Linked DNA regions of Homo sapiens: region 1 is linked to region 2. Evidence: chromatin loops called from intact Hi-C (ENCODE). Cell type or tissue: ascending aorta. All regions are shown on one strand. Each heading gives the region's core, and the rest is flanking DNA. Links, peaks and the distances in the headings are about the cores only.

Region 1 (6,107 bases), core at 922-4,921, 1.2 Mb after region 2:
GGAGTCGGAGACCAGCCTGATCAATATAGTGAAACCCGGTCTCTACTAGAAATACAAAAATTAGCCAGGCGTGCTGGTGGGCACCTGTAGTCCCAGCTACTCGGGAGGCCGAGACAGGAGAATTACTTGAATCCTGGAGGCAGAGGTTGCAGTGAGCCGAGATCGTGCCACTGCACTCCAGCCTGGTGACAGAGCATGACTCTGTCTCAAAAAAAAAAAAAAAAAAAAATCTTTATTATTTCGTCCCTTCTGCTAACTTTGGACTTAATTTGTTCTTCTACTTCTTTGAGGTATAAAAATTAGATTGTTTAACCGGGCACGGTGGCTCATGCCTGTAATCCCAGCACTTTGGGAGGCCGAGGCGGGCGGATCACCTGAGGTCGGGAGTTCAAGACTAGCCTGACCAACATAGAGAAACCCTGTCTCTACTAAAAATACAGTATTAGCGGGGCGTGGTGGCGGGCACTTGTAATCCCAGCAATTTGGGAGGCTGAGGCAGGAGAATTGCTTGAACCTGGGAGGCAGAGGTTGCGGTGAGCCGAGATTGTGCCGTTGCACTCCAGCCTGGGCAACAAGAGTCAAACTCTGTCTCCAAAAAAAACAAAACAAAACAAAACAAAAACAAAATTAGCCGGGTGTGGTGGTTCACATCTGTAATCCCAACTACTGGAGAGGCTGAAGCATGAGAATTGTTTTAACCTGGGAGGTTGCAGTGAGCTGAGATTGTACCACTGCACTCCAGCCTGGGTGACAGAGCGAGACCTTGTATCCAAAAAAAAAAAAAAAAAAAAAGAAAGGAAGAAAAAGAAACTTGGTGTAATTTTGATCTTAATTTTTTAAAGACATGCTTTGTAACCTAATGTGATCTATCCTGGAAAATGTTCCGTGTACCCTTGAGAAGAATGTATGTTCTGCTGCTGTTGGGTGGAATGTTCCTAATAGGTCTATTAGGGCCATTTGATTTTCTTCTGATTTTTAACATATGGGGACTATGACCTCCCTCCCTAGACAGGTAGTATATGGGGACTACCTGTCTTTGGTACTGTAGATGGCACACGACCTGCACCTTCCGCTGGAGCACTTTTTTTCTACCCTCCCAACCTGGATGCAGGTCTGGATCTCAGCCCTAGTATATGGGGACTATGACCTAGTATATGACCTAGTATATGGGGACTATGACCTCCCTAGACAGGTAATTCAGGGAATTTTTTCTACTTTTAATTATTGTGACCTCTAGTGTTTACTTCAGTTAACATCTGTAACTTTAGTTAAAAAGGACAAAACTCAAAACACCAAGGGGGCAACAGAGACTTGAAATTCCAGTAGGACCGTAGTTTTTGTTCCTAGTGGACCAAAAGGACTTACATGATTCTTCTGATTTTATGAATTCTGTCAGATTCTTGGAAGTAAATGTAATAGGCTGTCCCTTAGATAAAATTAGACCATAATTCAGATTCTGTATATTCTGAGATGATAAAGGGTAGAGGAGGCCATTATTAAAATGGCCTTAAATGTCATGCATGCTAGACCTTTAACTACTTCTCTAGTCTTACTTAAAATCACACCTTTTTTTGCTTTATGTACGCTAGCTACACTGGCCCTAGTGTATTAATTCCTCTTATTTATAAGGTTATCTCCCACCACAGGGCCTTTTTACATGCCATTTCCTATTCTTGGAAAACTCTCCTTTCTCCAATGCATTCTCTGGACTCCAAATCAATAAATAATTTTCTAGGGACTTTCCTAAACATTTAAGTGTGTGACACCTGCATTACTCATAGCAAAATGTATCTCTCCTCGTAGCAAGTTCTACATTAGTTTGTAAGGCAACTTGATTAATGTGTTTCTCCCTCAATGGAATGTAAGTTCTATTAAGGCAGGTACAATGTCTGTTCTTGTTCACCAATGAAGCCCTACTGTCTAACACATAGACTAGTTTATAATAGGCACTCAGTAAATATTAGTGAAAGAAATGTGTCACCTTCGCGCGGTGGCTCATGCCTGTAATCCCAGCACTTTGGGAGGCCGAGGTGGGCGGATCAACTCAGGTCAGGGATTCCAGACCAGGCTGGCCCATATAAGAAGCAGCTAACACCCCTAGGGCTGAGGGCTGAGATGGAGCACGCAAGTATTCTCTTCCCCACCAGGGCTGAGATCCAGACCTGCATCCAGGTTGGGAGGGTAGAAAAAAAGTGCTCCAGCGGAAGGTGCAGGTCATGTGCCATCTAGAGTACCAAAGAAAAATGTTCATGGGGAAGTCTGTTACCAGAGATGCTCTAAAGGAGGTTCCCCCAAAGTACTGCTGGCCACCATGCACTGCAGGAGGTTCCTACTAGGTAAACTGCTCAGGCTGTGGGAGCCAGGCCACTGTGCACAGTAACGCCAAGAGATTATTTCCTCCAGCAATGTCTCTCCATCGCCCTCTATTGACAAAATTTAATATTGAGCTAAACTGCGACAGAAAATATTTAAAGGGCCCAGCTCCGTTCCATTGTTATGGAGCAAGGAAAAGTGATTTTGCTGCTGAGAGGTAATAAATAGATAACCGGACAGAAGAGAAAATGCTGACTTTCTTTGGACTGGTTCGAATTCAAACACACTTTTATATCCTTGTCCAAGTGCACAATCCATGGTGAAAGTTTAAGAGCTGTCAAAAAGTTTGTTTTGGCCGGGCGCGGAGGCTCACGCCTGTAATCCCAGCACTGTGGGAGGCCGAAGCGGGTGGGTTACCTGAGGTCAGGAGTTCGAGACAAGCCTGGCCAACATGGCGAAACCCCATCTCTACTAAAAATACAAAAATTAGCGGAGCGTGGTGGTAATCCCACCTACTCGGGAGGCTGAGGGAGGAGAATCGCTTGAACCCGGGAGGCGGGGGTTGCAGTGAGCCGAGATCGTGCCACTGCACTCCAGCCTGGCAACAACAGCGAAACTCTGTCTCAAAAAAAAAAAAAAAAAAAAGTGTTTCCTCTCTGTGCTTCAGCAAAAAAAGAGCAAATCCAATTCCCCGAAGGGCTCAAAGCGAAGCGCTCTTCCTTAGAAATCCCCGAGGAAACCCCCTCCACGAAAAACCCGCAAGTGCTGCTCTCTGGATTCCAAGAAAGCCTGTCTCACCTGCGAGGTGCAGGCGGGTGGAGTTCTGGGACTCCGGTGCCTATTGGGATTGACACCACCGGGGTCACTCAGACGGAGATCAGAAAAGGAGGATGAGGGTGAGGGTTCGGCGTGGGGTAGAGAAAGGTGTGACGCGGGATTCAGCGCCACGTCGCTGGGTGACGGAAGGAGTACAGAAGTTGAGGGTTCACGTGCTCGGCAAAAAGCAAAGATTCTATTGGTTCAAATGAAAATACTCAAAAACAGAATTAGCGATAGAAAAAAAAGCGACTCTCTTTGTTTCCGCCCGGTTTCGAACCGGGGACCTTTCGCGTGTTAGGCGAACGTGATAACCACTACACTACGGAAACCAACGGTTACAAAGCTTCTTCTTTTTGACCTAAAAGACTAGTCCTGAATTCTCCCCCTTTCCCTCCACCCCCACCTCCGATTTTTTTTTGATTATGGTGAATTACACACTTTCACATTTACTATTTATAATATAAAAACTCGATGTCCTAATTTAAGTTGAGGAACATTTGATAAATAATCGGTTTGTACTTTTTTGTATAATAAACTATATTTCCCAGTAGTTACTTATACAAAGAGGCATAGAATTAATTTGGGAAAGGTAATTTGTTAAGATTTATGCATCTATGAATCTATGAACTAATTTTTAAACCTATTTCTAGTATTTAGATGTTCTTCCCATTGTTTTATACTTTAAAAAATACTGATTAGTTTTCAAATTTATAGATATAAATGTTTTAATGTTATATAATGTTTATATAACATTATATATAATGTTATATAATGTTTATAAGATATAAACATTTTAATGTTTAGTTGTAACCAACTAGTAGCTTCAATGATAACTCAATTCGAAGGAATTCTATAAAAAGTAGAACATTATGCTTCCCATAACAAAAATAATAAATAACTGGCTAATGACTTCACCTGACTGTAGCGTAGTCTTTGGTGCTCTAATTAGAAGAGAAGCTCTTTTCTTTCTAGAAATACTTGCCGACCTCCTTGTGGAAAACCCTCCCTTTCCGCTGTCTGCATTCGGATGAGAACCAGATCACCAGGGAGATGCAGACCAGGGGGACACTTCCTCCTGTTAACACTAGCGGAGCTGGTGGAACCCAGCCGACCATGCAGGAGGGAGGAGCTGGCAACGCCCTGAACGGTGGGAGGGGAAAGCATGCGGGGTGTCAGCGTCTCTAGGGTTTGGATAAGCCGATTTCAAGTCCAGGACAGGAGAGAAAACAAAAGAGTTCTGTTCAAATAATAATAATAATAAATCTTACTGAGTTTCAAACCAAGGGTCTTTACTGTATTGGGCAAATGTGATAACCACAATACCAGTAAAACTTGCCTTTGGTCCCATGTCTCTTCTACAGGAAAAAAAAAATACAGTTTTTCCAGATGCCCCAGGTTCTATAATCTCAAAGCTGCCCTTTCTTCCCAGAAACTCTCACAGTGGTGGTACGTTTCTTGCCCTTGTACTTTTAGTGTACTAAAACCAACAGCCAAACTTTATCATTTTAGCAATCCAAGTATTCACCCATGAGCCCCAATTTCTTTGCAAATGCCAGGCAAGAAAACCTCAAGTAGATAGAGAAGTAGAGAGCAGATGATTTGATTTTTTTAAAAAAATTCTACCATAGTGTCCTTATCTTATCCATGCAACTTGTTCTGATCTTCATCTTTCTAGTGCCAGAAAATGACCCTTTTAGGAACCCGGACCTGTAAGACTGAGCTCTTGGGACTATTAGCATTTGTTACAGAGCAGGTAAGCTTCAGGATGAGATATACTGGGGAACAGGTACAAGGTTACAAGATTGGATTCTATGTCACAAATAATTATTTCTCTGGAATGTGACAGTTCAATGCTATTTGATTTAGAAAAGGAGGATAAAACGCTCGTGTATTTTTTTCTTTTCTTTGTTCTTCTCTCCCTTTTCACTGTCTTCCTCTATCTACTTTCACTGCACACCTAGAAGCAAGCTGCCTTCTTCCAGATTCCTCCTTATAACTTCACTTTGCATATAAACACCACACACTCTCTGTGCTTAGAGGTGGTGGTTGGGCTGCCAGACCAGTCTGGAGAAAGTCTGTGCTTACTTTTTCCTCTACTTAGTATTCTTTCTTCCATGGGTGCCAGGAACAGAGAGCCCCTTCTCACCTTGAGATCATGTGAGCTGGTAGTAGCTGGATCATGAATAATTGGAATGCTGTGGGTAACAACTGAAAGAAAGACTGTAATTCCCAATTAACAAATTAGACTGTATTTCCCAATTAACAAATCAAGACCAGATTAGCAGCAACAATGATCATTAAAAATATTGTTAAAGAAAAAAAGAAAGAAAAAAGATAAAAAATATTGTTAAACTGGACATAGTGGTGTACCTGTAGTTCTAGTTACTCTGGAGACGAAGTAAATCAGGAAGATCACTTGAGCCCAGGAGTTTGAGGTTGCATGTGCAATGATTGTGTCTGTGAAAAGCCACTGCCCTCCAGCCTGGGCAATATAGGGAGACTCCATCTCTAATTTAAAAAAAATTGTTGTAAACACATTTATTTCATATTAATTAAAATAAATTATTGGCTGGGCACAGTGGCTCATGCCTGTAATTCTAGCACTTTGGGAGGCTTAGGCGGGATGATCACTTGAGCCATGAGTTCGAGACAGCCTGGGCAACATTGCGAGATCCCCATTTCAAATTTTTTTAAAAAGAAAAATAAATTATTGAGCTACAAACAATGTGCCAGACAATTGTGACCCTATGTTGTCACTAGGAGTACCAGAGGCATGCAGGACAAGATTACACAATCCTAACTCTCAAGGAGAAGAAAGAGGAACATGAGCAGCCAATATGCCATAAGCAAAAAGTGGAGCAACAGACGTACAGATTGCGAAGCATTTGGATGGTAGTATAGAGAGGAGGCATCTTCTTAGTCCTTATGAACTGGCAGGGCAGATCTGGCAGGGATCTTTGGAGCCAAAATATCTG
Region 2 (6,107 bases), core at 927-4,926:
AGTACACTTCATATGGGCAGAGACCATCTCATAAGAATCTGCTCATTTCTCTTCTCTGGCTTCTCGTATTTTCCCCGACTAGGTTACATTATTGGAAAGGAATTTACCAGACCATATATTCTTAGTTTCTCATGGCAATGAATTGAATAACTGAATTAAATATTAGTTATGTTGCTGCAGATATTTCTCATGGGAAACGCTGGAGAGGATCTTTTGAAAAAAAAAACCGTATTTTTGTCAAGATTACAATTATGGAGAACTTTAACTGTAATAAGTGATGATCTTTTATAAATAAATTCACCAACACTCCTTTCCATAAATTTCACAATTTATAATTTCCATATACTTCTAATAATTTTATAAAAAAGAAAAGTCTCTCCAGATGCCTTCCCGTTCTTCCCATTGGTGTTCATTTCTGTTTTAGGCACGAGGAAGCTGAATACCATGATAGGTACTTATTAGCAAAGCATGACAGCATACCTTTGTGAAAACTGTCAGAATCAAAATGGAGTCACTATTGTTAAAACACACAAACACACAAAACAAACTAAAAACGCTAATTAATAGAGCTGGAAAAGGCCATGCTTGATAACAAAAACTATCACAAAAGACTGCAAAAACCACAATCTTGCACAGGCCATCACAATCTTACACAAAAAATACTTCTACAAGGACATCTGCCCCACAACTGCCTGTCCAACCTCGGACTAGCTTCCTCTTTGCTATCCATTTTTGTAGCAGACAATAATTACCTCAACACAGTTATATAATCCTTCTCATTTTTTCCCTTACAAATCTTTGTCGCTGAGCTCGGTGGCTCACGCCTGTAATCCCAGCACTTTATATTCTGGATCATGAGGTCAGGTGGGCGGATCATGAGGTCAGGAGTTCGAGACCAGCCTGGCCAATATGGTGAAACCCCGTCTCTACTAAAAATACAACAATTAGCCGGGCGTGGTGGCGGGCATCTGTAATTCCAGCTACTCCGGGAGGCTGAGGCAGGAGAATTGCTTGAACCCGGAAGGCGGAGGTTGCAGTGAGCCGAGATTGCGCCATTGCACTCCAGCCTGGGCGACAGAGCCAGACTCCAACTCAAAAACAAACAAACAAACACCTTTGTCTTCCTTTACCTCCCTGAATATACATAGTTTCCTATGGCACTCGTATTTTCATTGCAATGCTCTATTCCCAAATAAACATCATTTTCTTTCAGAGAGCTTCTCTTTGTTATTTAGGTTGACACCTGTAAATAGAATGCTATATTTCTTTTTTAAATTGTAGGGGGAGAGAGAAGTGTTGTGTTTCATTTACTTGTCCCATTACAATTGTGCAATATCATATGAGCCGCTCAATTCCTAAACATATGTACACACACAACGCACTTCTGTTTTGTGTCTCGAACACAAATTACAAATTATACAAATTGTGTAATTTTCCTTGCCCTTCAGAAAGGAGAATCTCAATGTTTCCGAAATGAACTGGGCAGTAACTTCGCTTCAAGGCGGTAGGTCCCCCCTCTTCAACCCAGTTGTCTAAAATAACCTTGTCTTTATTATTTACTTCCTATAGAGAGAGGAGGTGCTAAGCGGACAGGACAGCTGGACAACACGCGCAATAAGGGCAATGGTCCTATCTATTCTAAGGGAGGAGGACATGGAATATTGGTGTGGTTTTGTTTATTTTTTATTTTTTTGGACCTATGTGAAACATTTTTACAGTAAAACCCACAAATTTTAAATGTTCAAGAGAATTGTTCATATACTTGTATAGTCAGTATCCCTACTCAGATAAGAACATTTTAGAACATTTTGGAACATTTCTAATATCCTAGAAAATTTCCTCACGTTTCCCTATATTTTCAAAATGAACAAGAATACAGGATAGTCAAAAGCAATAGGTAAATCCTAAAGAATCCAAAACGAGGGTAATGACATCCTTCGATAGCTCAGCTGGTAGAGCGGAGGACTGTAGGGGTTTGAATGTGGTCATCCTTAGGTCGCTGGTTCGAATCCGGCTCGGAGGAGTTCCATTTTTAAAAGTGTCTCTTCTGGGCCTGAAATAAGGAAACTTGGAGAACGCATGTGCAGCTTGCTTATTCAGGAATTTGTAAGACGCTCAGAGAAGGAAAATAATCCACCCTGAAAATTGCTAACAAGGGTTGCTTCACAGACAGTTGAGTGGGACTCGATTTTCACCAAGTTGAGAAGGGATCATGAGGAATGTGGGGAACGGGAAGAACACGCTGCCCCAAGGCTTCATTTTTTTTTTTTTGTCGGTTTCACGGTCCTTTAGCACCCCCTGTTATATTGATACTTGGTGTGAATAAACATTTTATTAATGATAATTTCAAATATATACAAAGTAGAGAAAATAGCTAATAGCTACCATTAGCCACCACACTGGCACAACTTACCGACACTCTTGCATCCATCATGCCCCTCCCCTAGCTCCAGATCTTTTAAAGCCACCCCAACACGTGTTCTCATTTCATTAACTGTACTGTGTTTTGAAGATGTCAGTGTTTATAATTAAATAGCAGTAGACGGAGTTTATCGCTCTCATCGTACCCCGCTCCTCTTCAAAAAAGGAGCAGTGGACACCTACCTGACAGAAAGTTCTCTTCAATAAAGTTAATGAAACAGGCGTGTTTGAATTCGAGAAGTCTATTATTAGACTTTTAGACACTCCATGAAAGAGTGCAGGGCCCTGTTACTTTAGAAATATACTTGGGGACTGGCAAAAACTGTCATCTCTGATTTTAATAGTGGACACATTTACTCCCTGCTTCCATTCTCTGGGCTACTCTGCGCTCTTGGAGCGAGATGGGAAATTTTGTCAGGCCGCAGCAAGGACGGATTTATGTTGATAGTCATCAAACTCGCCCCGGGCTGCTTCCAGAAAGCTAACCGGATTACTTGTACGCGGTTCCCAGCACTGTCCTTTGCAGTCAGCTTGTCGCTGGCGCCGATGGGAAGAACTGAAACGCCTCAAGGGTGGGGACGGCGCCCCCTGCTGGTCGCGCCCTCGGGCGACGATAAGAGACTGAGGACCCGAGCCCGCGCGGGGAAAACTGCCCTGAGCTTGGCTTAGGGATGGTCCGCAGGCCGCCTGGTGGGAGCAGGACCGCCGTGGCCCGGTCCGTTCTGCGGTTGCGTAGGTCATAGAAGGAAAAGTGGTTTGTGATCTGATAGGGAATCTGAGGACAGACCCAGGGAGAGCAGAAATAAGCGCGCCGCCGGGGGGTCGCCAGAATTGGAGGCTTGTGCGCCTCTGACAAGTATTTGCAACATAAGTATGCATATGGATAATGTATCAATACACACGTGTAATAGATGCCAAACAAATTCTTCAAATAATTGTCACACATTTAAATTTTCAGACATTCACAAAATCAAATGTAAAATATTAAACTGAAAGTTCACAACTTAAATTTTCAAAAATTAAATCTAATTAAATTTCCAAAGTTGAACTGTTTTCAAAATTAAATTTTAAAATATTCAAAATTCCGAGGTAAATTTCCAGAAATAGTTAAAACCTCAAAACTCAAAATTTTTAAATGAAATTTATAAACTTTAAAAGGTGAGTCATTCCTCAGCTGGAATCGCACCCGGGGCCCTTGAATAAAATGCTATTTTGATCGCTAGAACACATAGAAACTTCTCTAAAATTGTTCTGCAAAATTCCCTAAAAAGCCGGCATCAACCCGCCTTTTAGCGTCTCGACAAGGCGTTCTATAGGGTAGGTTATATTTGGGGATCTGCCTTTTCTGGTTCTGCCTGTCCTGAGTTGGAGATCTGACCGGGAATCTGAGCCTAACCCAAGTTTCCCATCCCGCTTCCACGCTCTGAATCAGGCTTCCGACCTGACACACCACTTCCTCCCTCTCCCCTCGGCCTTCCCCTGGACCCGACTGTATTGCCCAATCATTTCCTTTCATTTGTCATCACCACCTTGGACCCGCCCCCTCGTCTCAGGCCGTCGCACGCGTTTTGCGTCAGTTGGCAAGGCACTTTACGGCCGTCGTGCCGCTCGTGTCAGTCAACATGGAGGCAGAGGAATCGGAGAAGGCCGCAACGGAGCAAGAGCCGCTGGAAGGGACAGAACAGACACTAGATGCGGAGGAGGAGCAGGAGGAATCCGAAGAAGCGGCCTGTGGCAGCAAGAAACGGGTAGTGCCAGGTATTGTGTACCTGGGCCATATCCCGCCGCGCTTCCGGCCCCTGCACGTCCGCAACCTTCTCAGCGCCTATGGCGAGGTCGGACGCGTCTTCTTTCAGGCTGAGGGTAAGTATGCAGGCCCTGACGGTGACAGGAGGAGGTTGTCGCTCGCTGGCGGGGTGCAAGCATGCATGTCCTGTTGCTTCGCTGCGCGAGGCTGAGGCACGAGTTGCTGGATTTTGGGGGTGGGGAGTGCGGTGCTTGGCTCCTGGCTGGTGAATCAGTCTGTGAGGATGCTGGGGTGGGCGGGCGGAGGGGATATGGGGAGAGTGGGTAGCGCAGTGTGTCTGGTGGTTCTTTAGTTCTCGGATTGTTACTATTTGTGTTCTTATCCCGGCTCTGTTCACCTCTCTTTCCGGACCTGTTTACTGGTTTGTTACATGAATACAACCTGAGTAAAAGTCTCGTCAGCTTTTCTACAAAACTGAACATAACTCTTTAGCATTGCTGCCTAGGTCAAGAAACTATTTGATCAACCGCCCCTCTTCTTTCCACCCTCAATTTTACATTGAGGCTGAGGACTTGTGCCGGTTTTAAGCAGCGTTCAGGGCTGGCCAGATTAAGGAGTGGACAATTAAGGAAAGAATTGAGTTAGCTAGAGGAAAGGGTGCGATTTACAGTTCCCTTCCTCCTGGGCAAAAACTCTTCAGGTGGGACTCCCACTGGCAGATGTGAAGAACGTTGCGGGCAGTGGGAGGTGCTTTTGAGTGAGTGCTGCATAGGCGTCCTGGACGGGTCTTTGTCTTTGGCGCGCAGACCGGTTCGTGAGACGCAAGAAGAAGGCAGCAGCAGCTGCCGGAGGAAAAAAGCGGTCCTACACCAAGGACTACACCGAGGGATGGGTGGAGTTCCGTGACAAGCGCATAGCCAAGCGCGTGGCGGCCAGTCTACACAACACGCCTATGGGTGCCCGCAGGCGCAGCCCCTTCCGTTATGATCTTTGGAACCTCAAGGTGAGAAGATAGATCTTTCTGCCACACCTCTCACCCTCCCTTCTCCCCAACTCTGGCCCAAGTATCCCCATGGCCTCTCATTGGCCTTGTCCCCTTGTCTCATCTTTCTCCCTAATCTGCACTATCCTGATCTTTTCTTCTTTTCTGCCCACAGTACTTGCACCGTTTCACCTGGTCCCACCTCAGCGAGCACCTCGCCTTTGAGCGCCAGGTGCGCAGGCAGCGCTTGAGAGCGGAGGTTGCTCAAGCCAAGCGTGAGACCGACTTCTATCTTCAAAGTGTGGAACGGGGACAACGCTTTCTTGCGGCCGATGGGGACCCTGCTCGCCCAGATGGCTCCTGGACATTTGCCCAGCGTCCTACTGAGCAGGAACTGAGGGCCCGTAAAGCAGCACGGCCAGGGGGACGTGAACGGGCTCGCCTGGCAACTGCCCAGGACAAGGCCCGCTCCAACAAAGGGCTCCTGGCCAGGATCTTTGGAGCCCCGCCACCCTCAGAGAGCATGGAGGGACCTTCCCTTGTCAGGGACTCCTGAGGGCCTGGGTGGCCCCTTCCATTTCCTGGCCCTGCTCTGCTTCCTGTCTACCTCATACTAGAATGATCGTGACTACCCGGGCAGACATTTTACTGTGTTTCTCAGACCAAGTGTCTACTGATGGCCCAAACATGGAGTTTTGTGGGCTTCCACTGTCCCCACTCCGAACTCCTGTATGTGCCTGGCTGAGTCACCTAATTCATACTGTCATACTAGCATAATTATGACTATTGCATATGCTTGTTTTGTTTGACTCTTGGCTGCCTACGTCTGTAGGGTCCCCTGAAAATCCCACTTCCTGCCCCCAGAAAGGGCCTTTATTTCCAACTAGGAGGATAATGCCTAGTCCAGGCAATCTTTCTCTGTTTAGCAGTCACAGGTGAGGGTGGTATTAGCATCTT

The links. Hi-C counts contacts between places; a loop is a spot of excess contacts. Peaks named below come from ENCODE experiments on the same cell type or tissue, not always from the same donor. Only the 100,000 strongest peaks of a DNase experiment are listed, where the experiment ranks them.
Region 1: a loop joins it to region 2, with 2.9 times the contacts of the local background. A loop is called at or near these places in 4 of 110 quality-filtered maps.

The regions. Positions count from the first base shown.
Region 1 is chr6:27,750,012-27,756,118 of GRCh38, forward strand. It overlaps TRV-AAC1-5 (tRNA-Val (anticodon AAC) 1-5), which reads right to left and starts at 3,461; the gene lies at 3,389-3,461. RefSeq lists enhancers at 2,655-2,714, 2,885-2,974 and a silencer at 3,425-3,564. In ascending aorta, for the core only: a CTCF peak has its summit at 2,425 (motif pointing left); DNase peaks (open chromatin) are centred at 2,370, 2,700, 3,340 and 4,250; H3K4me3 peaks cover 2,330 bases; H3K27ac peaks cover 971 bases.
Region 2 is chr6:26,592,940-26,599,046 of GRCh38, forward strand. It overlaps ABT1 (activator of basal transcription 1), which reads left to right and starts at 4,014. Exons shown (of 3, transcript NM_013375.4): 1 at 4,014-4,284; 2 at 4,975-5,171; 3 at 5,326-6,107. The coding sequence starts at 4,044. The coding sequence ends at 5,706. It overlaps TRY-GTA6-1 (tRNA-Tyr (anticodon GTA) 6-1), which reads left to right and starts at 1,935; the gene lies at 1,935-2,023. RefSeq lists a silencer at 642-936 and enhancers at 2,896-3,045, 3,146-3,305, 3,863-4,302. In ascending aorta, for the core only: CTCF peaks have their summits at 3,032 (motif pointing left) and 3,231; DNase peaks (open chromatin) are centred at 3,012, 3,962 and 4,302; H3K4me3 peaks cover 2,972 bases; H3K27ac peaks cover 2,545 bases; H3K27me3 peaks cover 75 bases.